2 separate regions of the Mus musculus genome follow, and region 1 is linked to region 2. A link is a loop called in an ENCODE intact Hi-C map of the cell type or tissue named here. Cell type or tissue: left cerebral cortex. All regions are shown on one strand. Links, peaks and the distances in the headings refer to the core of each region. The heading gives the core; the rest is flanking DNA. Region 1 has its middle 43 kb from the start of Dpt. Region 2 holds the start of Atp1b1 (ATPase, Na+/K+ transporting, beta 1 polypeptide).

Region 1 (15,959 bases), core at 4,692-9,691, 300 kb before region 2:
CTTTTAAAGGAGAAGTGTCTACATAGTATAAGATCCAATTCAGTCATCTAAATACTCAAAAAGAGACAGCATATCCATTCCAGTCTGATTGCTTTAGTTGTCTCCTATGATGGCTATTTAATGATTCTATTTTTGGGCAATGGCTTGGCCAGCAGTTGATCCAGAAATTTATGCACAGGGGTCAAGACTCAAGTCCTATCTCCAGTCTCCTGTGTTCCAGAAGGAACACATTCTACAGCTGTCACGGTCCATCCACAAATGATATGTGTTCCAAGTTGGAGCTCCAAGTTAATTTATGCTTTAAACAAAGCACAAATTAAATCTAGATAGAATTCACCCAAGAAGTTTGAGGAACTCGGAATAATGGCAGCATGGAAATATGACCATTTTCCAAGAAACATTAGCTCATAGGGCTACCAGGGCAGACTGACATCACCTCCTCCATGTGCAGACCACTCCCCAACAAGGGACTGAAGAGTGCCTGGTTGGCTTGTTGAGCCACGATGGAGAATCTCTGATAAATTAAGAAGACTTTGGGTGATTCAGTGAACATCACTTCCTGGGAGAAATGTCATTTTCTGACAGGGGGAAACTTGGCTCAACGATTTACCTAAAGAACACTTTAGAGAATAAATTCAGACATTAAAGGGGTAGCCAAGGTATAAACAACAAACATGTTTCTTCTGAATATCATAAGACCGCTTCTAAATCCTCCAGTTTAATACTACATGTAAGTTTAAAAGGGGGGACAATTACACAAGCAATGTTTGAAGGCCACACCCCTTCCTGAGTACAATGGGAAGCAAAGACCTGTGTCTCCCAAAAACATTTACATCTCTGGGTGTCCTGGGGTAACTGCCTTTTCTCCCAATATGCTCCTCCTCCTTCCAATAGCTTCCGTAGGTTTAGTACTACTATCTTATCTAGCAACACAAAACATTATCACCTAGAACCCTCATCTTTTCTTCCAGGTTGATTACCTGAGGGAAACATAGATCTGATCACATATCTTCCCTGATTCCATCCTTTAGTCCCTCATCAGAGACGGAATGAAATGATTTCCTCAGCATGATGGAAGAGAGTCTTCAACCCTTGAGCTGTCTTTCCAGGCACCGCTCCTACTAGAATTTTCTAACATTAAAGTTGCTTTTGTCTAAATTATATTTTATTGTTTGAGAACTGTGTATACTGGTGAGTGTGTGTGTGTGTCTATGTGTGTGTGTGAGAGTATGTGTGTGTGAATGAGTGTGTGTGTGCATGCTCACGCCTTTGTGTCTCTGCGAGTGCTGTGAATGTGTGTGTGAATGTGTCTATGTGTGAATGTGTATGTGTGTGTGTGCATGTTTTGATCAAGTCCACCCTATTCCCTCCCTTCTAATCATTCTCTTATCCCCCTAACATTACTCCCTCCCAATTTTGTCATTTTTAAACTCAAAGTACACTTAGCGCTTGCCTGTGTGTTCTAAGACACAGGACCATCCATCTACTACTAATACAGGAATAGCCTCTTGGTGGCCTCCTCCTTAAAGAAAACTGATTCTCTCCCCCACTTTCAACTGCTAATAGCGCCTTCGTTAGGGGTGAGACTCCTGACAACCCTCCCATAGAACCCCACCTCCATCCACCATACTGGAATTTTATCTGACATGATCTTGCACAGACCTTAGGCATGCTGTCACACTGCTGTGTGTTCACATTTGCAACTGCCTTGTGTCTGGAAACCAAAATGATAACAACAACAACCAGTCTCCATGTAGTCACTCTCCTCCCTACAGTGCTTCTCTCTGCTCTGCCTTCTAAATACTGAAGCTACAGGCACGAGCCACCAGTCTGTCTGAAATTTTCCATTTCACGGTCCAATAAATTTTTTTATTGTTAAGCTAGTTGGAAATTGTAACTTGTTCAGTGCTCACAGGTTCCCATTTCAGCCTTCTAACTGATGCAGCCCTGGCTCCTGCCCCTGCATCCCCACTTTAATAAAGAGAAAACAAAGCACAGGTCAGGGAACAGATGTGCTCAGAGGAAAACAGGTGCAGATTTGCTCTGAGAAGACAGGCTTCCATCACCGGGAGTGTCCTTTCTCCAAGATTCCTCAGCCTGCTGTGTATATAGTAGTAGATTTCCTATGTAAACTGGTATTTTAGTGGCTTTTCATTTACCAGGTGGTGACAAACCTATCCCTTTGGTCCCCAGAACTCCTTGAGTATGTAACACTAACTTGGAATGAAACCATATGGGTAGGGCCACTCTGCTTTCCTGACCCCTTCTTAAGTCCCTGTGTCACTTGTGTGACTTGATGTCTGCCTTGTGCAGTCACATATACACAGGGAGAGTTTCCATAGCATCCAGCAGGTATGAAGGGTACTCCTGTGAAATATGCATCTTTGAGTAGATGTGGAACATCAAATCTGACTCATTTCCATGTTTCCAAGTCCCCCCACCCTGCCCATGTGTGCAAAGTTTTATTGGTCTGTTCATTTGTCATTGAAAAGATTGTTTTTTTATCCACATCTTTCTGAATGCATCTCTGCCTCCACCCTTCTCCTTTTCCTTCATCTCTTTCTCTTCTATATCCACCGTGCTTTGAAGCCTCCCATCCTTGAATCATGTCACTACTATTTAAAGAGGTAGAAACCTTTTCTGTGTTCCAGCTGGACATGTGCTAAATGCAGTGGTTGCTATAGTAATAACTCCTCCCATGCCGGAACAGTCATATCAAAGTAAAAAAAAAAATAACCTTTTCTATGAGCAAGAAATATGAAAATAAAAGGATTTACTTGCAAAGTATACCACATGCCACTGGTGTTATATTCCATGAAATTAGACTTTCTAACACTTTATTTAAAATACCAACAAAAGACCTACAAACAGCCAACATAGATTGCTTATTTTCACAGGTACCCTCACCCCATAAGTCTTTCCCAACTTATTCCCATGATTATATAATTCTTCTGTGTCTCCAACACACTTAAATATAGATTTTTTTTCCTTTCCTGTTAACTATTAATATTAACTGACAGGTATATAGATCCCTAAGCACACAATAACATGTTTTATGTGTACAAGATGTTCTGTGCTTGCTTCCTGAGGATGCCCATCCTGTGGAAAAGGGAAGAGAGATGTAGGACTGGTAGTGTTAACAGTGGTAATTTCTTGAGGCAATGGTTTTGAAGGGCCCGATGAAAGAAACTGACATTTCTAGGACAAGCACCCTCTCTTTCTACAGAGGGAAAGGAAGCACGGGTAGAAGCTGAGGTCTGTGTTTGTGGTTTGCATGGTTAAAACTGCAAATGCTCTAGTTGATGCTGTCTGAAAACACACACACACGCGGGCGCATCAAGTGTAAAAAACGAGTCACAATGATGGTTGCGTTAAATACATTTCTCATTGCTAAGCCAGCAGCCAATTGCCAACACTCTATTGAAATTCAGTTTGTTAATTACTTACTTAATTACTTACTTACAGTGATATCTAACCTCTTTTAATCAGCTCATGGTCATTGTACATGTTTATGGGGTAGTGTGACATTTTAGTACATGTATACAATGTTTAATGAGTATGTGACAAACAGTAATTGGCACCCTCACCTCCTTGTCTCTAGAATCCAACATTTTGGTTTGCTTTTATTTCTGAAACCACTGTCTTGACTCATAGTGTCTTTGTTCTGCATCTAGACTCTTGACGGCTTCCTAACTTGCCTTCCTATTTCTAATGCAGTTTCTGCCCTGCAAAAATAATTACATCTCTAAAATATCATCTCACTGATTAGTTTCCCTAGTTAAAAACACCTTCATGGCTTTTCAGATTCTATTGAGAATGGAAGCCAGCCTTCTATGACCAACCACCAAGATGTTTCATCGTTTAGACCCGCCTACTTGTCTCTCCTTCTTGCATACTCTCACAGCTCATACTAAAATGCTTACAGGTCCTTAAATGTATCCCTGCCTCTTGCTGTCTGGGAGTTTGTGCTTCTTGTCCCTCTGCCTGATTCACTTCCTCTTCCTTCCTAGTCTTGGCATGATGAATCGTCATGTGCTCCTCTTGAATGCCATTGTGTCAGAAATCTGTCCTGATCTTCCAGGACTAGAGTGGCTGTTTTTCAAAATGGAACCATTTCTATCTTGGCCCCACCTTAAGTAGCATTCATTTATCTCTGTCGTGCTGTAAGTAATACTTATTTTCAAAGAAAGCCCACATCCCATTTATCACTGTTTCCCTAACATCTTGCACAACAGCTGGCTTATAACATGCATTCTTCAAATCATTTGTCAGATAAATTTTTTAATTAAAAAAAAAAAACTTGGCACTCAGAATGATCAAAAGCCTTGCCCAAAGTTCTTTGCCAAGTAAATAAATGGTAAATCTAAGCCTTTATCTCCCACCCCCTTTACCTCTCCCCTCTCCCATAGCCCCGGCTCTTCTATATGGTAAGGGCTCATAAATGTCTACTTACACTCATAACTCTCTTCAGAAGTGAAGAATCACATCTAGTGGTACATCAACCTTTCTTTCTACAAGGACAATGCCCAAACTTAGCACCACTTAACTAATTCAGTCTCTATGCTCTCTTAAGAATGTTTAACTGGCTTGGGAACAGTGCAATTCATCTTTAATCCCAGCACTCTGGAGCTGGAAGCAAGCAGATCTCTATAAATTCAAGGTCAGCCTGGTCTGTACAGAGATTTCCAGGCCATAGTGATATAGTAAGACCCTGAATTGGAAAAAAAATACGGAGAAGTAACAGAAGAAGACACCCAGTGTCTGACTCTGGTTTCTGCATACATATACACATGTGTGTGCACACATATGCACACATATGTACATATATACATATAAAGGAGAAAGAAAGAATGAAAGGAAGGAAGGAGAGAGAGGAAGAGAAAGAAAGAAAGAAAGAAGGAAAGAAAGAAAGAAAGAAAGAAAGAAAGAAAGAAAGAAAGAAAGAAAGAAAGAAAGAAAGAAAGAAACTAAGTCTAACTGGATTGAAGTGTAAGTAGATCTTGTTCCCAGACAGTGTGCAATGTGCTAATCAGAGATGTGCAGAGACTGGACTGTTGGGAATACAAAGAGGGAAGAAGCCCAGGTCTACCAGGAGGACTAGTTAAAAATGGAAGTGGTTACATAAAAGGGTTCACAGTAAAAATCTCAACACTATTCTTCTTTTTTAAAGTTATGACATTAGCAATAGTTGAGTTCTGTGTTCCCTCCTCAGATGGAAGATGTTCTTGACTTTGGCTATAAACATCTGCAATTCCGATTTAGACTTCTCCACAAGAGCTGCACAATCATCCTATTTTGGCTTCCAGCTCAGTTACTCTGTTACAAGCTTTGACTCCACAACTCTGGGGTAATAGAACACAAGGGCATAGTTTGAAAATAGAGCATGCATCTGCTGCGGATTGTTATTTTGGTTTAATGAGGACTTGCTGTTTCCTGAATTCCTATAATCATTTGATGAATTGTGCTGGTGACTTGCTCTGCAGGCTTTGAACATGTGGTACCCATTGGGGTACAGTGGCGGGGGGGGGGGGGCCTAACTCACCCTCTTCCCCATGAAAGCAATCTTCTAGTAAAACATTGTAAGGGCAAATGTGTGTATTGATTGCTGGCTAAATAGAGAAATGATGCAGCGATGGATAATTTGCTTCGCTGAATGAAGAGAAGATCGGCTCCACCCCATACTAAATACTCTCCGTTCCATGTCCTAATGTATGCCTGCATGTGTAAAGCATGTTAGGGGTTGTAAAGATGGATAAAACAGCTCGACCTTCACAGCATTTCTCAAAAGGAATCAGGAGCCATATCCACACACAAGAAAGGCAATCTGGGATGAGGGCTATTTGAGGCATAAGTAACCATTTTATTTGTTTACCCTGGCTCAATTTGCAAAGAACTTCCATGTGCATTGCCTCGTTCAGTCCTCACAATGGTCCTGAGTGTCCTGCTAGTGTCTTCATTTTGAAGTTACAGATGATATAGGATGAGAAGAGCAAATACCTTGTTCAACTTCCCACAGCTAGAGATTAATATGGATTTCTAAAATCCCAGCCCCACAGCTGAAGGCCATGGGAAGCTGAGAATGTAAACAGATACCATGAACTCTAAGTTTCATGGAGGACATGTAGCTTCAACTGTGGCTCCACCTTCCAGATGAGTCGAGTCAAAAGAAGGAAAGGAATCCCTGAGAAAGAGAAAATACCTGAGCTAAGAACTCTGAGGTGTCTGAGGTGGTGAGAGATGAGTAAGGGGATCCATCCCATAAACAACCACCAAACCCAGACACTATTGCATATGCCAGCAAGATTTTGCTGACAGGACCCTGATATAGCTATCTTTTGTGAGGCTATGCCAGTGCCTGGCAAATACAGAAGTGGATGCTCACAGTCATCTATTGTATGGCACACAGGGCCCCTAATGAAGGAGCTAGAGAAATTACCCAAGGAGCTAAAGGGGTCTGCAACACTATAGGAGGAACAACAATATGAACTAACCAGTACCTCCCAGAACTGTGTCTCTAGTTGCATATGTAGCAGAGGATGGCCTAGTCAGCCATCAATGGGAGGAGAGGCCCTTGGTCTTGCAAAGATTATATGCCCCAGTACAGGGGAATGCCAGGGCCAGAAAGCAGGAGTGGGTGGGTTGGGGAGCAGGGCTGGGGGAGGGTATATGGGACTTTCAGGATAGCATTTGAAATGTAAATAAAGAAAATATCTAATAAAAAGAAGCATGACTGTGTGTGACATTGTTTATGTCATCAAAACCAATGCATCAAATAAAAACTGTGGATGGTTTTAAGCCATTTATATGTTTCAGAAGTATTCTTGTCCTCACAGACTACTGATTTTGGAGAAAACCTACACACAAAAGAAGTGAGACTAAAAAGAGTGTCTTAGATAGTAGTCATATTATGATGTCCACATGAGTTCTAGAGGTGTAGAGTTTTATTTTGATTTATTTATATTTCCATTGATGTATTGATTGGCCTCAGGGAAGTCAGCTCTGGATTGTGGGGATCAAATTGCTCTAAAGAAATCAATGCATTCAGAGGTATTCACCATGGAGTTAGTCCCTGACAGTGTATTGAAAAGTTCAGAGTGAGCCGAAGTGCCTCGCTTTTACCTGGTGAGTGTTCTCAGATGGGCGTGTGGTGTGTGGAGCTGCCAAGGGATGCTCATGGGCTTGGAAAGGATTGAGGGGTTTAAGGAAAATGAGTGAGTTCTCTGTGTGAGGTGCGGAACTATGCTGACTCATCCCATTCTGAAACCAACCAACCCCCATGGAAGAAGGAAGGCAGACTGTGAAGGCAGATGCTGCTCTTAGAGCCAAGGCAGGCAGAAGTGTAACAATTGGATGCTGATTGACTCTAATGTGTTCCTGGCAAGAGAGTGGCACACACAAAAAATATGATGTCACTCAACTATCAGCTTTAGACAAGCAAATGTATCACAAATGCATGTACAGGTTGTCAGAGCTCTTCAAGGAGTTAAGCAGCCTACCTGAAGACTGTCAGCCTGTGGCAAAGCCAGAATTGCAAATGAGGTCTTTCTGATCTCCAACTCTATGGCAACTTTATATTAAAGGGTAAACATTTTAATATACAGACTCATAACGGGTCAGAACACTACAAATGATTGACAGGGGCATGCTCAGCCTTAAGTGCGGTATTATCTGTCCATCAGAGCCAGAGGATGGGAAGGGTGCACTGCAGTAGGTGCCTTCTGGACTTGACATGGCCTTTGCCTTCATGAACTCAGGGCAGATGTGTTTTCCTCCACAAGATCTGAATAAGATTGGCCTGGTGAACCATCCATCATGGATAAGGGAGGGGCTTATGAGGCCCCTCCCTCCCTCGGGGGACTACCGACAGTTAATGAAGGCTGGTGACTATCATTTTCTTCAGTAGTGTAGCCACAGATAAGCTGTTCATGCTCCAGGAAATAACCTTGGGCTCCTGGAAGCAATCCTAGTTAAACTCAGTGGCTCTCACACTCAATGGCATAGATTTAGGATGCCGACTTCTTGGGAATAAAATAAATGTTTCAGCAGCAGGAGTGTATATATTAGGTACTTTGCTATCGCTGTGATAAAACAACATGACCAAGACAACTTAGAGAAGAAAAGACGTATTTGGGGCTGACAGTTCTAGCCAGTTCAGAGTCCATGACCATCATTGCAGACATCATAGCAGCAGGCAAGCAGGTATGGCCCTGGAGCAGAAGCCGAGAGCTCACAGCCTGATCCATAAACAGACAGCAAAGAAAGCTGATGAACTAGAGTCTTTTGAAACTGTTAGTTCTCCCCTGGTCACATACTTCCTCCAGCAATACCATATCTCCTAATCTTCCCCAAACAGCCACTAGCTGGGGATGAAGAATTTAAATCCCTGAGACTTGTGTGCAACACTTTATTCAAATTAACACAGAAGGGGAATGAGAGAAAGAAATGGGGGTGAAAACATCAAAATTCCCTGTATATGTGTGTGAAATTGTCAAGGAATAAAAATTAAATAGTTAAGAAGAGTGATCATTTTGTCAAAGTTTCTTAGATGAATTAATTAATTAGCACAGTAGAGGTGCTAAACCCCAAACTAGAAAGTTTGCAAAGATTGCAAAGTGTTTCATGTACTAATGTGCACATGCATACTGTGTGTGGGATGTTTACATGGTGTGCATGCGTGTGTGTGTGTGTGTGTGTGTGTGTGTGTGTGTGTGTGTGTGTGTAAGAAGCAAAGCCTTGCTCTTGTTAAGCATGTGTCCTCCTGAGATACAATTCTACTTCATTTCCTTGTACGTGGCTGATTGTGCAGCACAGTTGGTGGAATGGCTGCTCTCTTCCCTCCACTGAATTATCTCTTCATTTTTATCTAAAAAGCAAACTGACCATACACATGTGAGCTTTATTCTGAATCGTTTTATTGATCTGTTTATCAACAGTCTACATCTTGGTATTACTGTAGATTTACGGTAAGTGAGATAGCTTAAATGTTCCAACTTCTTCCATCTTCTGCATGGGCTCATTGATGACTTTAGTTCTTTTGAATTTGACCTAAAGTTCTAAGTCAGCATTCTAGTTCCTGTAAAAACACCTTCTGGGCCTTGTATAATACTCTCTGGAATCTCTTCATCATTTGGGGGGCAATTGACATTTTAAAACCTTTTTATTTGAAATAACTATAGATTTAGGGGAAGTTGCAAAAGTGATATAGATTCACAGAGCCTTCAACTTATTTACCCCAACATTTTCATAATAGAGTTAACACATTATGAACCAATAAAACCATGCATCATGTGTGTGTGTGTGTTTGTTTTTTGAGTTTTTCTGTTTGGTGTTTTGTGTTTGTTTGTTTGTTTGTTTGTTTTGTTTGTTTGTTTTGTTTGTTTTATTTTTTTAAAACAAGGTTTCTCTGTTTTAGCTCTGGAACTCCTGGATCTCACTCTGTAGACCAAGGTGGCCTTGAACTCACAGAGATCTACTTGCCTTTGCCTTGCAAGTGCTGGGATTAAAGGCATGTGTCAACATCTCCTCGCTGTGTGTGCAGTTTTATATCTTTGCAACACATGTAGAATTGCCTAACCATCCCCACAAACATAGTACAAACTGTTCATCATTCCAAAAATGCCTCTAACGCAACTGCTTTTATACGCATCCTGTCCACCATCCTCAGTCATCCCTTCCCTCTGAAAACTGTTCATTGACTCATCGTCTCTCTCTATATGTTGACATAGAAACACGATCTAAAACTACAATGAGTTACTACCTCATACCAATTAAAGTGTTTAGGATTAAAAACAACAACAACTGGCCACACCAAATGATGAGGAGACACAACAGGATTCAAGTTCATTGCTTGTGGAAGTATAAAGTGGTACAGTCACTTTATAAGTCTCTATAAGAACAATCACACTCCTTAGACCTCACTTAAGTAAGTTCAATATGTGTGGCCATATAAAACCTGAATACAGATAAAGTAGCATTATTCAGAAATGACAAGACTGAGAAGAAACCTGGTGTCCCATAGGTGAAGGGATAATAAGTTCAATACACCCAGATGGTAGAATATAATCTAGCCCCAAACAAAAAGAATCTTCATGCCACAAAAAGTCAGAACTTCATAAACATTTCACATAAGCATGACAGAAGGTAATCAAAAATGTAACATATTCCGAACTATCATAACATTCTGGGGAAAGGTGAACATATAGAGAGTAAAAAGTTCAGTGGTTGCTAGGACCTAGGGAAAAGAGGAGTCATTGATAGAACATAGAAGATTTTAGAGATGCTGTCAATAGATATTTATCCAAACCCACAGAATGCACAACCCCAAAACTGAAATTTGAGGGTATATATATATATATATATATTCCATTGGGATCACCCTTCTACAGTTTGAATATGCCACATTCATCATCCATCTGTTCACCTACAAAAAGGTATTTGATTGCTCCAATATTTGGGTTATCACATATAAACCGGCCAACAATTGTACACATGGATTTTTCTTCATATGTAAGTTCTCCTGTTTCTGGAATGAATGAGAAGGACTGTATTTCCTGAGCTGTAAGTATGGGTTTAGTTTTGAAAGAAACTGCTAAGCTTTGTCCTACGTGCCTAGGGTACTATATATAATTACCGACTACATAAGGGAGGCCCGGTGCATCATTGTCTGTCTGACACTGTCTCCATGTTTTTATTTAGGTGTGCTCACATGTGGGTAGGGAAGTGGGCATCTAAGAATGAATCCTCGGAGTTGGCCATTTTTCATCATGATGACAAAAACACCTGTACCAGTTTAGGAAGGCTTTCCTCCGGATTAGTTTCAGGGTCTTCAATCCATCACTACTTATCTCACTGGTCCTGTGTAAGAGTGGGGAAGAATAAGGTAGGGAGTTCATGGCAAATCAGAGCCATGAACTTGTGGAGGACATAAGGCAGAGAGGTTGAGAGAAAGAGGCAGGAACAAGATGTGCCCTTCAGAGACATGCCCGTAGTGACCTACTTCCCTGGTTTCTACCATCTTCCAACAATGCATCAAATTATGAACCAACTAATGTATCCACTGATGAAGCTAGAGCTCCTACAATCCAGTCACACCCCAGAAATCCAGAAACTTACAATCAAGCCACACAAAGCCTTTTCAGGGATGCAAATACCCAAGCCATGACAATTCCCGAATCCATTAAAATAGCTTATCTTACTAGATCTTCTTTGAGTTCTGTTAGGAATGTTTGTATAGTTTCCAGTTTGCAGGGATTAGACCTCTCTTGTCTTCTTTATTACTCTGCATTGTTTATATTTTTGCTACTATAAATGCCAATTTATGATATACAATTGCTTGTGGTTAATGTGTATAAATATAATTGATTTTGTGTATCACCTTTGCATCCCGCAAACCTGTTATGTTCAATTATCAGAGCTACTGATAAGATTCTGCTGAACTTCTACAAAGAGTAGCATATTATTGGCAAGAGTAAATGTCTGTCTGTCTGTCTGTCTGTCTGTCTGTCTGTCTTTTCTTTCTTTCTTTCTTTCTTTCTTTCTTTCATTCTCTCTCTTTTTCTCTCTTCCTTCCTTCCTTCTTTCCTTTCTTTCTTTCTTTCTTTATCTCTCTCTCTCCTTCCCTCTCTCCCTCTCTCCCTCCCTCCTTCCCTCCCTCCCATCCTTCCTTCCTTCCTTCCTTCCTTCCTTCCTTCCTTCCTTCCTTCCTTCCTTCCTTCCTTCCATCGGTTGGGACTTTCAGTATAATGTAAACAACCTGGTTACAGTACCTATTCCTCAGTACTTTTCCTAGTGTTTTTCAGTGTTATTTTACTCATTGTAGAATTTTTCTAGATGTCTCTTACCAGAATTTTCTCTTACTATAGTGCTGAGTTTTAACAAGCAATGGGCTTTGAATTTTTGTTCATATTTTTCTGCATAGCAGATTGCATCGGTTGATTATTTAGATGTTAAACCAATGTTACATTTCATGATGAAGTACATTTATTCATAAAGTATTCTCTTTTCATATAAAAATGTCATTTTCTCCAAGATTAATTGAAGAGTTTGCCTACATTTATGAGGCTGGAGGGATAACTCCGGGGTTAGTAACACCTGCTGCTCTTGCAGAGGACCTGAGTTCAGTTCCCAGCAGCCACACACATTAGGTCGTTCACAGCTGCCTATAACTCCAGCTACTAAAGATCCAATATCCTCTTCTGGCTTTGCTGGGCACCTATACTCATATGCACACATACACATAAATATTGGAAAAGCCAATATTTTTAAACAGTTTAGTTATGAGCAGTATATATCCGTGATGTCCTTATGACTGTTTTTCTCTTTCTCTGTTTTAGATTCAGAATCTTGCTGGCCTCATCATTGAGTTGGGATGCATTTCCTCCTCTTTGCTTCTTTGACAGAATCTGTATAGAGTTGGCACTACCTGTATATGGATGTGGTGAAGATGTGTAGTTTAAAAGTTTTCTTTACAAAATATTTAGAGCCGCAAATTTAATTTTCATAATGGATACACAGCAATTCCATTTACGTGTTATTTCTTGAGTAAGCTTTGGTGGTCTGTGTGTTTTCTAGAATTGATCCCATTTCATCCAAGTTGTCAAACTTGTTGACTTAATAGCTGACAAATTTCCCTTATTTACCATTTTAATGTCTATCGATGCTGAAGCTACACAACTCCTCTCCTTCCAGTGAGGATTGGTTTCTTTCTCTCCTAATCAGTCATAGGCAATTTTATTATCTTCAAGAAAGGTCAGTTTTTCCACTTACTATTTTTCTCCACTGTTTTCCTTTATTTCAGTGAATTTCTCTTCTCACCCCATTCCTTTTGCACACTTTCTTTCCCTTCATCATCTTATTTTTCCTAGTTTCTTACATTGAGACCTGAGGTCACTAGCTTTTGAAATACCTTATCCTCAACTTCTAGTGTTTTAACTTATCTATAGTCATAATGCATGCTTTATAAAATATAATGTTAAATACCCTTCGATTCATTCAGAATATAGTTTTGCCTTGAAGATGATCATTTGGATAAACGTTTGATGTAGGTGGAGCGTTGTATAAATGCTAATCAGATCGAGTCAGTTGATAAATGTTCAAGTCTTCCTTACCTACTACTTCCCTCTCCACCTGCTCTGTCAGTTATAGAAAATCGTCCCTGTGCTTGTGGGTGTGTCTATATCTATTTACAGCTCTTATCATCCTTGAAGCTCTTTCTGCATTGTGACTTTTTATTTATTATATTAAAGTTTATTAATTGTGTATACTCCTGCTAAGCTAACTCCTCTTTTATTAAATGGAACTTTTCATTTCTAGTAATTTTTGTTACAAAATCTAATACTAATGTAGCTATTTAGTTTTACATTTTAGCAAAGTGTATTAATTGTACATTTTTAACATTCTTTTACTTTTAACCCATTTGTGTTTATTCAAAGCTATTTTCTTATGAGAAGTATATGTTTGTATATCGTTCCTTAGTCTAACCTTAAAAACATTGCTTTTTTATCAGGCTGTCATTCATCTTTACATGTAATGTGATTATTGACATTGTTGGTTGTAATTCTGACATATAACAGATTCGACTTCATCATATCTCATCTGTTACTTCTACCCTTCCTTTCTTTTCCTGCCTGGTTTTTTGTTTTGTTTTGTTTTGTTTTGTTTTGTTTTGGTTTGGTTTGGTTTGGTTTGGTTTGGTTTGGTTTGGTTTGGTTTGGTTTGGTTTAATATCCCATGACTATACTTCATCCTTCTTTGTTGGCTTAAGCAAACAGCATGCTTCCCCCTTCCTTGGATGCTTTAAGATTCATATATTTAAACAATTAAAGCATATGTTCAGGCATTGTACTTTTCACAGACATAAATAACCACGATCATAATCACCTCAATTTTTCCTCTGTTGTTTTTGATGTCCACAGCAAGACTTGGTTTTACTCACCCGTCACACACTGTTGCCAAAGGAAAGCCTGCTACCTTATACTTCTTTCCCTGCATGGCTAGTTCTATGTTCTCCTCTGCATCTCTGGCTTGAAGATATTGGCTAGGCCCTGTAGAAGGGACGCCTTCTGTCAGAAATAACCAGCAAGACATTGTCCATGGTGACGTTTACATGCAGCACAGAGAGGACCACAAAAGTTGAAAAGAAATCAGATGAGAAACGTTGCTGCTGGTGATTATTTGGGGTAAGAGATGGCAGATATAATAATAATATAAGGGTAATAATAATGGTATTTACATCAAGATTGTATGTCTAAAAGGATTAAATCTAAATAATAGAAGAAAGAACCATTTCCTAGACTTTCAGTTATACTGTCTTTTGGGTGGTTCACTTCCAGGTGTTATGAGTACTTCCTCTCTGTTGGTCCAAAGCTCCTCTAACCACACTACTTTCTGCCACTAGGAGAGTCAGAATATTTTAATATTAAACTGAGAAAAATTCTTCTTCACTTAAGTTTTCATGGTTACTCTTACAAAAATTTTAGACACATACACACACAAAAATGAGAATGTGTGTATATATATGTATATATATATATAAATAAATATATATATATATATATATATATATATATATATATATATATATATATCCAGAGTGGAAATATTTATATTCTTGTATACCCAGGAGCAGAACTTTTTTTCACATCCTCAGAAATTTAGAAAGTTACTGTCTTATAATAAGTTGTTAATAAAGATTTAAAATACCAAGAAAGAAAGAAAGAAAGAAAGAAAGAAAGAGAGAGAGAGAGAGAGAGAGAGAGAGAGAGAGAGAGAGGGAGGGAGGGAGGGAGGGAGGGGGAGGGAGGGAGGGAGGGAGAGAGAGGGAGGGAGGGAGAGAGGGAGGGAGGGAGGAAGGGAGGAAGGGAGGAAGGAAGGAAGAAAGGAAGGAAGGAAGGAAGGAAGGAAGAAAGAAAGAAAGAAAGAAAGAAAGAAAGAAAGAAAGAAAGAAAGAAAGAAAGAAAGAAAGAAAGAGAGAATCAGAGAGAGAAAACTGGAGAATGCTTTCTAGACATTGTTTCCATTTTCTACTATGTTAGAATCATGCATGAGAGAGTGGTGAGCAGTCAAGGCATATTTTCACTTTACATAGAGAACAGACAGCACAATGACAATACATTAATTAATATCATGATATGTAAAACTTTCAAGGAGAAAATGAGTCAGTTCTGTTAGTGTACAAACATTCACTTCTCCACACTTCACCCTCAATTTCTCCCTTGAATTCTCTTCCCTAAAAATCTATCACTCCAAGAAAACCAGTGCACATGGAAAGTATCTCCTAGGGTGCTTTCATGGTTAACATCATATGGTAATTTCTAGCAAATAAGAGCACATGCATTATAGCCCAAGCCAGGTCTGTCATTCTACTGCTGACATTTTCTTTCTGCATGACCTAGAAGACTCACTGAAACTGTAAAACAAATGTGATGAATTAATTCCTACACAATAAACCAGAGCTTTTCAAAGACAAAACACCACAGTATTTGTGAAAATATCAAATACAAGGCCTATGAAAATATTAACGTTCATTTTTTCCAATATAAATCAACATCTCCTAAAGAGGAGCTGAAGGCTCATAAATAGACTAATGGCCACCATGTGAAATAAGTTTATCAACAGTGTACTGTACTTGGAGTGGAAATGAGATGAACTCCAGAATTTGTGATACTCTTAGAATGGCAGCTGGTGGGAAGGGGAAAAAAAAAGAGAAAGAATTTCAAAAGTTCAAATTTATAGCATGCAACAGATCTGTAGTAAAAATAAAATGTGGAAAAAAAATTGCATCAGTACTAGAAAGGACTGAGTCCAGCTGCTACATGCAGATGGTAACCTATATAAACCATTCTACAAGTGGAGAAGATGTTTGAATTGCCAGTGCTATAGTCACCCATTTCTAGTGAGAGTGGAAGAGTAACTTAGGCCAGGAGAAAAGTTCTACCCTTAAGAAGTTTATTTTATTCCTA
Region 2 (6,921 bases), core at 1,922-6,921:
TTCTTTGGTGCAGATACTCTAGAGGAATTCAATCAGTCCAGCCCTGACTGGGGTGTGAAGGAGCAGCTTCGGTCCTCCAAAAGCTCCAGAGAGTTGGTACCAGTAACCCACGGGTCTCCCAAACATATGGGTGAGTCATGACTTGTTGGCGACACCACTCACCTCTGTTTTGCCAGAACAAAGCCAACACCATTCTCTATATATCGTTTTCTCTTGGTTGCGGCCACCTCCACCATATAGGCCCTAAGATGGAAGGAGATGGAGAAGCTTAGCTTGTCTCAATACACAGATGTCTTGTGGATTCATCAGTTAGAAAACAGAACAGCAGAAAATTATCTTCCAGTTTCCAAGCCAAGCAACGTCCTGGGCCTCCAAAGAAAGGTAAGAAAAATACAACTTACCAAAGAAGCTAGGTTGAAAAGGTCTCTTTGGGGTTCTGAGGCAAGGTCTCATGGAGCTAGCTTAGCCTCAGATTTATGCAGCAGAAGATGACTTTGAACTTCTGGTCCTCTTGTCCGACCCTCTGGACTATGAGGATAACTAGAATCTTGATCCTTAGGCTACAGGGTCTCTATTTGTTATTTTCATACTCTCCTCACATAGGTCATAGACTCCATTCCAGACCTAGGGATATAGAAACGTGTCGAAAAGACCACAAATGGAAGCAGTGGAGGACAGTGCCTATTAGTCTCCATTTGCCCATTCAAGGTGTCTGAAACCGGATCCCTCTCAGAGAGTAGTTTCTCTAGTAACCATGAGGCAACCATTATAAAGCAGAGTGACACCCTGTGGACTAATCAGGAGTCCTTCTTGATAGATGGTGAGGGTATTCAACCCTGCCTCTTGTCCACTTACAGTCCAGCCACGTTGACCGGTCCACAGCCTTTTCCCAAGCCCTCCAACTGCAGAACTGTACACCCCAGCTGCTTTCCCCCACGGCCTGCCACTGAGCCATTTTCTTCTGCAGTGCACACAGCTTCTGCTGCCAGGATGAGTCACCTCGGCACTCATCCCCTCAGCCCCTCCACTCTGTACTTAAAATACTCCGGGGCTGGCCGAAAAGAACCCCGCTGTGTGTGAGCACGTGTGTGAGTGTGTGAACGTGGGGTTGGCAGCTCAGCCTTCCGCAGCCTCTGCAGAGCCTGAGTGCATTCTGTTTGCCAGAGGGCTTTAGAGAGCTGACTGCTCCAGGGAGTTCTGTTTTCGGCTCTGGTTCTCTCAAGCAGGCTGCCAAGTCGCACTCTTCCCTTTGTGGGCACCTCCATTTTAGTCTCCCTGGCTAGGGGCAGAAGAATCTTATAGGTGATGTGTTCAGTCTCGTCTTCTCAACCCCGTTTCTGGATGGCCATCTTGCTGCAGTCAGGAATATCTATCTCATCCTGCTTTTACCTGCTGGACCCTGTCTCTGCCCCCCAGGTAAATGCTCTATCAACTACAAATGCAACTGGCTGTTTTCGGGAGTTGGAATCTGTTATCCTCACTTGGATAACGCCCCGCCCCAGTCAGTTCTCGGCTGTCAAGTCTGTTTAATGCTTCACCTCTGTCCACCCACACAGAATATTAACCTTGGGCAGAACCAATCATAGGATACCAGAACCATCTCTTTTCCCTAGCCAGCACAGAAAGATGTCTGACAGTTGTTCTCTCCTTGAGCCCTTATACTGAGCTGAATACACTCTTTCTCCAGTGAACTTGCACAGGTACTGCGGGAACAGCGCTCTTGGTTGGTCCACACCCAGCTGTGTGCTGCACCTGCTGGAGGCACCCCTCCCTCTCGAGAACCACACACATTTCGATTTCAACCTGCTGGTACAGCACCCTTCACAGAAGGGGCCCTGGAACAAAAGCCCAGCCCAGTACACTCCAAAGGGACATTATGTGCTTGAGTTATTCATTACTTGAGTTAGCCGAGGTCATAGAGCAGGAAGCACGTTGGGAAGAGAGGGAAAAGGTGGCATTGAGGGTGGGGAATTAGTCAGGGTGACCTTCCAGGTGAACTCAGAGTCCTAGTTAAGTATCACAGTTAAGATGGTCAGTCATAAAGTCATACCAATAGCCTCAAGGTTAGGCAAGGTCACGTGGAAGGAATCATAGTTAAGCTAGCTACTTAATAGCTTTTGCTATGCACCAGGCACTGTGCTTAACACTTTCCCACATCCTTCTTTTAATCCTGGCTACAATGTATCACTCTAATTTTACAGCCCTGGGAACAGCCCTGGTGAACAAGCGCCTTGACCAAAGTGGAGAAGCTGGCAGACCTGGAAGCGGGGAATGTGAATACCTCTCTGTCTCGGTTTTCCCAGGGCTGCTCTAGATGGGAAGATGGTGAAATGCATAAGACAGCTCCAGATGGTGGAGACTGGCTGGGCAGGTGGAGCTTGAGGTGAGCCAGAGACAGAAATGGGTCCCACATAAGTGGGCTGAGATCATGTTCTCCCATGGCAACACTAGCTCTGGTGGGAACAGGGATGATTCTAAGGAACCTAAAGGGGGATGCTGCGATGGCCCTGCATGCCTGACCTGCGCAGAGCTGAGGAACTCACCTGAGAAGGGGAGAAATCTACCCAAGGAAGACCGGGCAAGGGCAAGAAAGTCAAGCAAGCTTGTCTCCCACTCCCCACTCCCAGTATAACTGGCATTTATCATACAAGTCGACAGCTAAGGGGCAGCACTTTTCTTTTCTTTTCTTTTCTTTTCTTTTCTTTCCTTTCCTTTTTCTTTTCCTCTTCTTTCTTTCTTTCTCTCTTTCTTTCTTTCTTTCTTTCTTTCTTTCTTTCTTTCTTTCTTTCTTTCTTTCTTTCTTTCTCAATAGTAAAGAAAGTTCTGATTTAAAACCTGCCACGATGAACTGTTTGCAAACTGTTCTGGGGGTTTGAGGTACACTGGCTATGAGGAATGGTCACCGCATCAGTCTTAAGAGTCCTCTTACTCACTTTTCTTTCTTCCTCAGATGTGTAATCCTCCTGCCTATCTCCAGTCTGGGATTATAGGCAGAAACCATCAAACTCCAGCCAAGTCTCATCCCTTTTGAAGCTACTTACACCCTACTTATTCCTTATGGTTTTTTTTTTCCTGATTCTGCCCACGGGGTTTCCTCCCTCATATATATATGAGGTACACACACACACACACACACACACACACACACACACACACACACCTCCCAGTGGTCTGGTCTGCGGAATCCCCTCCACAATGTAAGTTCTGCCTAGAGACAGTGGCATCAAATCTACAGGTACAGTCTCTTCTAATAGCTTACCAACCACAAACTTGGGTTTTTTCCAAAATAAACGCTGCAGGGGCAAAGCAGAGTGACTTCTTTCTCAACAAGCTGCTCTCACAGTTGTCCTTGACACAGTGGGTCGGCAGCCCCTGTGGACTCCATGAGACTCAGTTGCTATGTCTCCCCTGAATTTTGGGTATTTTAAGGTTTTCTTCAGTCTTGCAAGTGGGATTAATGAGAAAAAGCTCATTTTTGCATCCCTTCGGTTTTGTCCTTGGGCCTGCAAGATTGACCTTGAAAATGGCAGGGTGTCTTGGGAACCCATCTCTGTGTTGGGAAGGTCTTTGATAAGAAGCTAGCTCTTTGCGCGACCGGCCAGGTCGCTCCAGGGACAGGCTTTTCTGCAGCCACTGCAGAAGCCTCGCCATGTTTTCTGCTGTGTCATCACCATAAGAGCTGTGTGGAAAGCTGTTCAGGGGCTCGGTGGATGAAAATAAGGGCGGATTTTCAGCCAACAAGGATGGAAAGAATGGTCATGTCCAACACAGTGCTCTGCGACATCTTGACATGTGAGCTGGGTCTTCCCAAGTGCTCTGTCATTCCAAGAATTCTACAGTATAGGGTAGGGGTGCCCCCAGTGAGACAGAACAGTAAGCCAATGGGAATACCAGCCACAGACCTGGGCCAGGAGAGTCTTAGGTGGCTGGGTCACGTGCATAAATTGTTCCCCGGGGTCTAGACTGGCAGGAGCCACAACCGGTTCCCAGCTACAGCCCAGGGTGGGTTTGGCAATTGTCCGGATTGAGGTGGTTCAGGCCGCCCACAAGCACAGACCAGGAGTCAGGAACCGAGGCTGCCCGCTGGGCTGGCCTGCAGAAGAGGGACGGGCCGGAACTGCAACCGCAGTGGCAGAGAGTGCGAGGGGGCGGCAGGTGCATAAGCAGAGAGGCGGAGCAGAGCTGGGCAGAGTCACTAGCGTCCTGGAGTGACCTTCCCCCACCTGGCCATGGCCTAGGGGAGGTGGACCTGCAGTAAACCCCGACCAGTACGAAGGGGTAAGACCAGTACGAAGGAGTTGAGGTCTCCGAGGTTCCCAGAGAGCGATGCAGGTGCAGGCCACAGCATTGGCGAGCGGGGGCCGGGAGGACGAGGAGGATTGTCCAGGCACAGCTCGGGGCAGAGAGAGGGCCAGCAGAGCTGCGGGAGCAGTACTCACCCGCCCCCAGTCCCTCTCCGCACCCCTGCTGCGGTGCCAGCCCCTTTAGCTTTGCCGGCTCCTTTGTGCGGGGCCCCGCGCCCGCCCCTTCGGGGGCTCAGGCCCCGCCTTCTCGGCGCTGGCGATTGGCTTGCCGTGCCGCCGGTAGGCGGAGCTACGGATGGTGGAGGCGCGGTATATAGTAAAGGTAGGGCGTGCGCCCTCAGCCAATTTCTCGGCTCCTGGCCTGCGCGCCCGTGTGCCGAGCCCGCGCTCCACTCCGCTCGCCCTTCCCGGTGACTTTCCCTCCTTGTCCCTGGTCCATCTCGCCAGAGGTCACAGCAAGCAGAGTGGTGCAGCTACAGCTTGAAGCAGCAGCTGCGGGGTTCGCTGAGCCCCCCGGAAGGCGATCGGAGTGCGGGGAAAGCCCGAGAGCGGCCGCGCGCCCACCTCTAGGTGCGGGGCTCGGAGCCGCCCAGCCCGCGCGCGCCCTCCTCCCTCGTCCCTCCTCCCTCCGCCCCCGCCGCACCTCCCCCTCCTCCCGCTCTGCCTAGGCTGCTCCGCGGCGCGCCTCGCACTCGGAGAGCCGCAGCGGCAGCGGCGCGTCTCGCTTTCGGAGACAGAGCCGGGCCGCGGGGACACCGAGCAGCCGCCGCGAGGACGCCCAGGGCGCGCGCCGCACTCGCCCTCCCTCGGCCTCGGCCGCCACTGCTGAGCAGACACCATGGCCCGCGGAAAAGCCAAGGAGGAAGGCAGCTGGAAGAAATTCATCTGGAACTCGGAGAAGAAGGAGTTTTTGGGCAGGACCGGTGGTAGTTGGTGTAAGTACGCGCTCCGCGGCTCTGCCGTCGGCGCCTTGGCTTTTCTTAGGAGGCGCGTCTGTACGCGAGCACTGCGGACAGTTCGGCGCCCGCGGGGCTGACCAGGGTGTTAGGGAGTGGGTGGTAGGAGCTGCTAGGAGCGTGCGGCCCTGGGCTTGGCATCCAGTGACAAATGTGGGGGGTCCCCAGGATGCGCCTCGGGTGGGGAGCTGGAGCTAGGGTTTTGGGTATGGTAGGGATCTTCGTTTCCTAAGCCTTTCCTCCTGGGAAATTCGGTCAGGTTCCAGGAGCCTATGTATGTACCCTCCCTTTCCATCTCCCAAGACCTTAGAAAAACGAGATTTGGGGCCGTGAGCAGAACTCACGAGCGTACCTGTTCTAATGCAGACGATGCTGCGATAGATAGCATCATTCTTCCAGTCTAGAAATGTATCTAGAATGGATAGGAACGGGGAGAAGAAATGCATCCACACTGCAGTCCTCACACATTGCAGTCATCACAGCCCAGAAATGGCCCAGTGAGCTCCATTCATGGCTCGTTTTTTAAGCCTTGGCTAGACATGGTGTTTTTAAGCTCTTCATGATACAAACGAAGAAACAGGTTATATTAGAGCATTTCATGCAGCCTGTTGCTTCCTTGGCTGGACTCCCCCTCATACCCCATTGAAAATTACATACCGTGTTTGTTTTTTACCTCCTTACACTGGAAAGGTACTAGGTTTTTTTTTTTAAGGTCATTTTGAAGGGCATAGTTGTAGACAAATCCATGAGTCGTGACTGCGGAAGGGAGGGAGGGAACTCCCCTCTGCTGCATCACTGCCCCCCTCCTTCTCCAGTATCACCATCACCACCAGCTCCTCTACCTTCTCTCTCGCCTCCTTCCCCCTCCCACCCCTATAGCAGCAGCATTGCAGGAACTAAGGGAACCCTGAAAACTAACGATGCGATGCTGCGTTCCTGTGTGGGGAGGGTCTATGGAAATAGACTGGAGAATGAGTCAGGGAAAAGAGCGCTTGGCTGACATTTTGAAAAGGAAGAAGCTGGGATGTATGATTTTTTTTCCTCCTAAAGAAAAAAAAAATGCAGTTAGGGAGCCTCTCAAAAATAAAGGGTTAATAATGCATCATTCTTCAAGGTTATGAAGGTGACGCCTCATTCATTCCACGGTATTACCAGGGAGCATAGGCATCCCTGAGCCATGGGAAAATGGAGTCTTAAATGGATGGCTTTTTATTTCGCCTTATATTCCATTTTATTTGTGGAGACTGTCCTTCCATGGGAGTATGCCCGTAGCATACCCGTGTTTCTGTAACGTGGAAGGAGAGACCTGAAGAGATGTGAGGTTTGTAAAGGATGACCAGCCTGGGCTATTTCCTAGCAACTCTTTGTAACTCAGCTAGGAGGCCTAGGAGGTGCACTGCGGAATTGGCCCCTCCTCCCACGTTGGCTAGGGCTGCTTTCCCTGGTGGTCTGGCCCCTGCAGCAGCATCACAGGACCAAGGGGGTGGCACTGACGCCAGGGACCTTGTGAAATTTGCCCTCTAGTGTTTTTCCACTTCTTAAAACATCTTTCTTTTCCTCATTCCAATCTCACACTCCTTCTTTGAATAATATTTGCTTTAGAGGGTAAGGAAGGCAGTATGGAACAGCTTGTTCTTTAAAGCGACATTTAATGGGACAGC

Evidence for each region. Hi-C counts contacts between places; a loop is a spot of excess contacts. Peaks named below come from ENCODE experiments on the same cell type or tissue, not always from the same donor. Only the 100,000 strongest peaks of a DNase experiment are listed, where the experiment ranks them.
Region 1: it touches region 2 in a loop (6-fold over the local background); 10 of 42 quality-filtered maps call a loop at or near these places.

What each region holds. Positions count from the first base shown.
Region 1 is chr1:164,745,271-164,761,229 of GRCm38, reverse strand. No RefSeq gene overlaps it. Among named protein-coding and RNA genes, the nearest start is that of Dpt, 43 kb to the left of the region's middle. In left cerebral cortex, for the core only: no CTCF peak of the experiment used is centred there; DNase peaks (open chromatin) are centred at 5,321 and 7,258.
Region 2 is chr1:164,456,079-164,462,999 of GRCm38, reverse strand. It overlaps Atp1b1 (ATPase, Na+/K+ transporting, beta 1 polypeptide), which reads left to right and starts at 4,645. Exons shown (of 6, transcript NM_009721.6): 1 at 4,645-5,239. The coding sequence starts at 5,143. Gm32391 (predicted gene, 32391) reads right to left here and starts at 4,477. Exons shown (of 4, transcript NR_168343.1): 1 at 3,260-4,477; 2 at 402-624; 3 at 163-243. In left cerebral cortex, for the core only: a CTCF peak has its summit at 4,582; DNase peaks (open chromatin) are centred at 5,293, 5,520, 6,082, 6,675 and 5 more places; H3K4me3 peaks cover 4,452 bases; H3K27ac peaks cover 4,397 bases.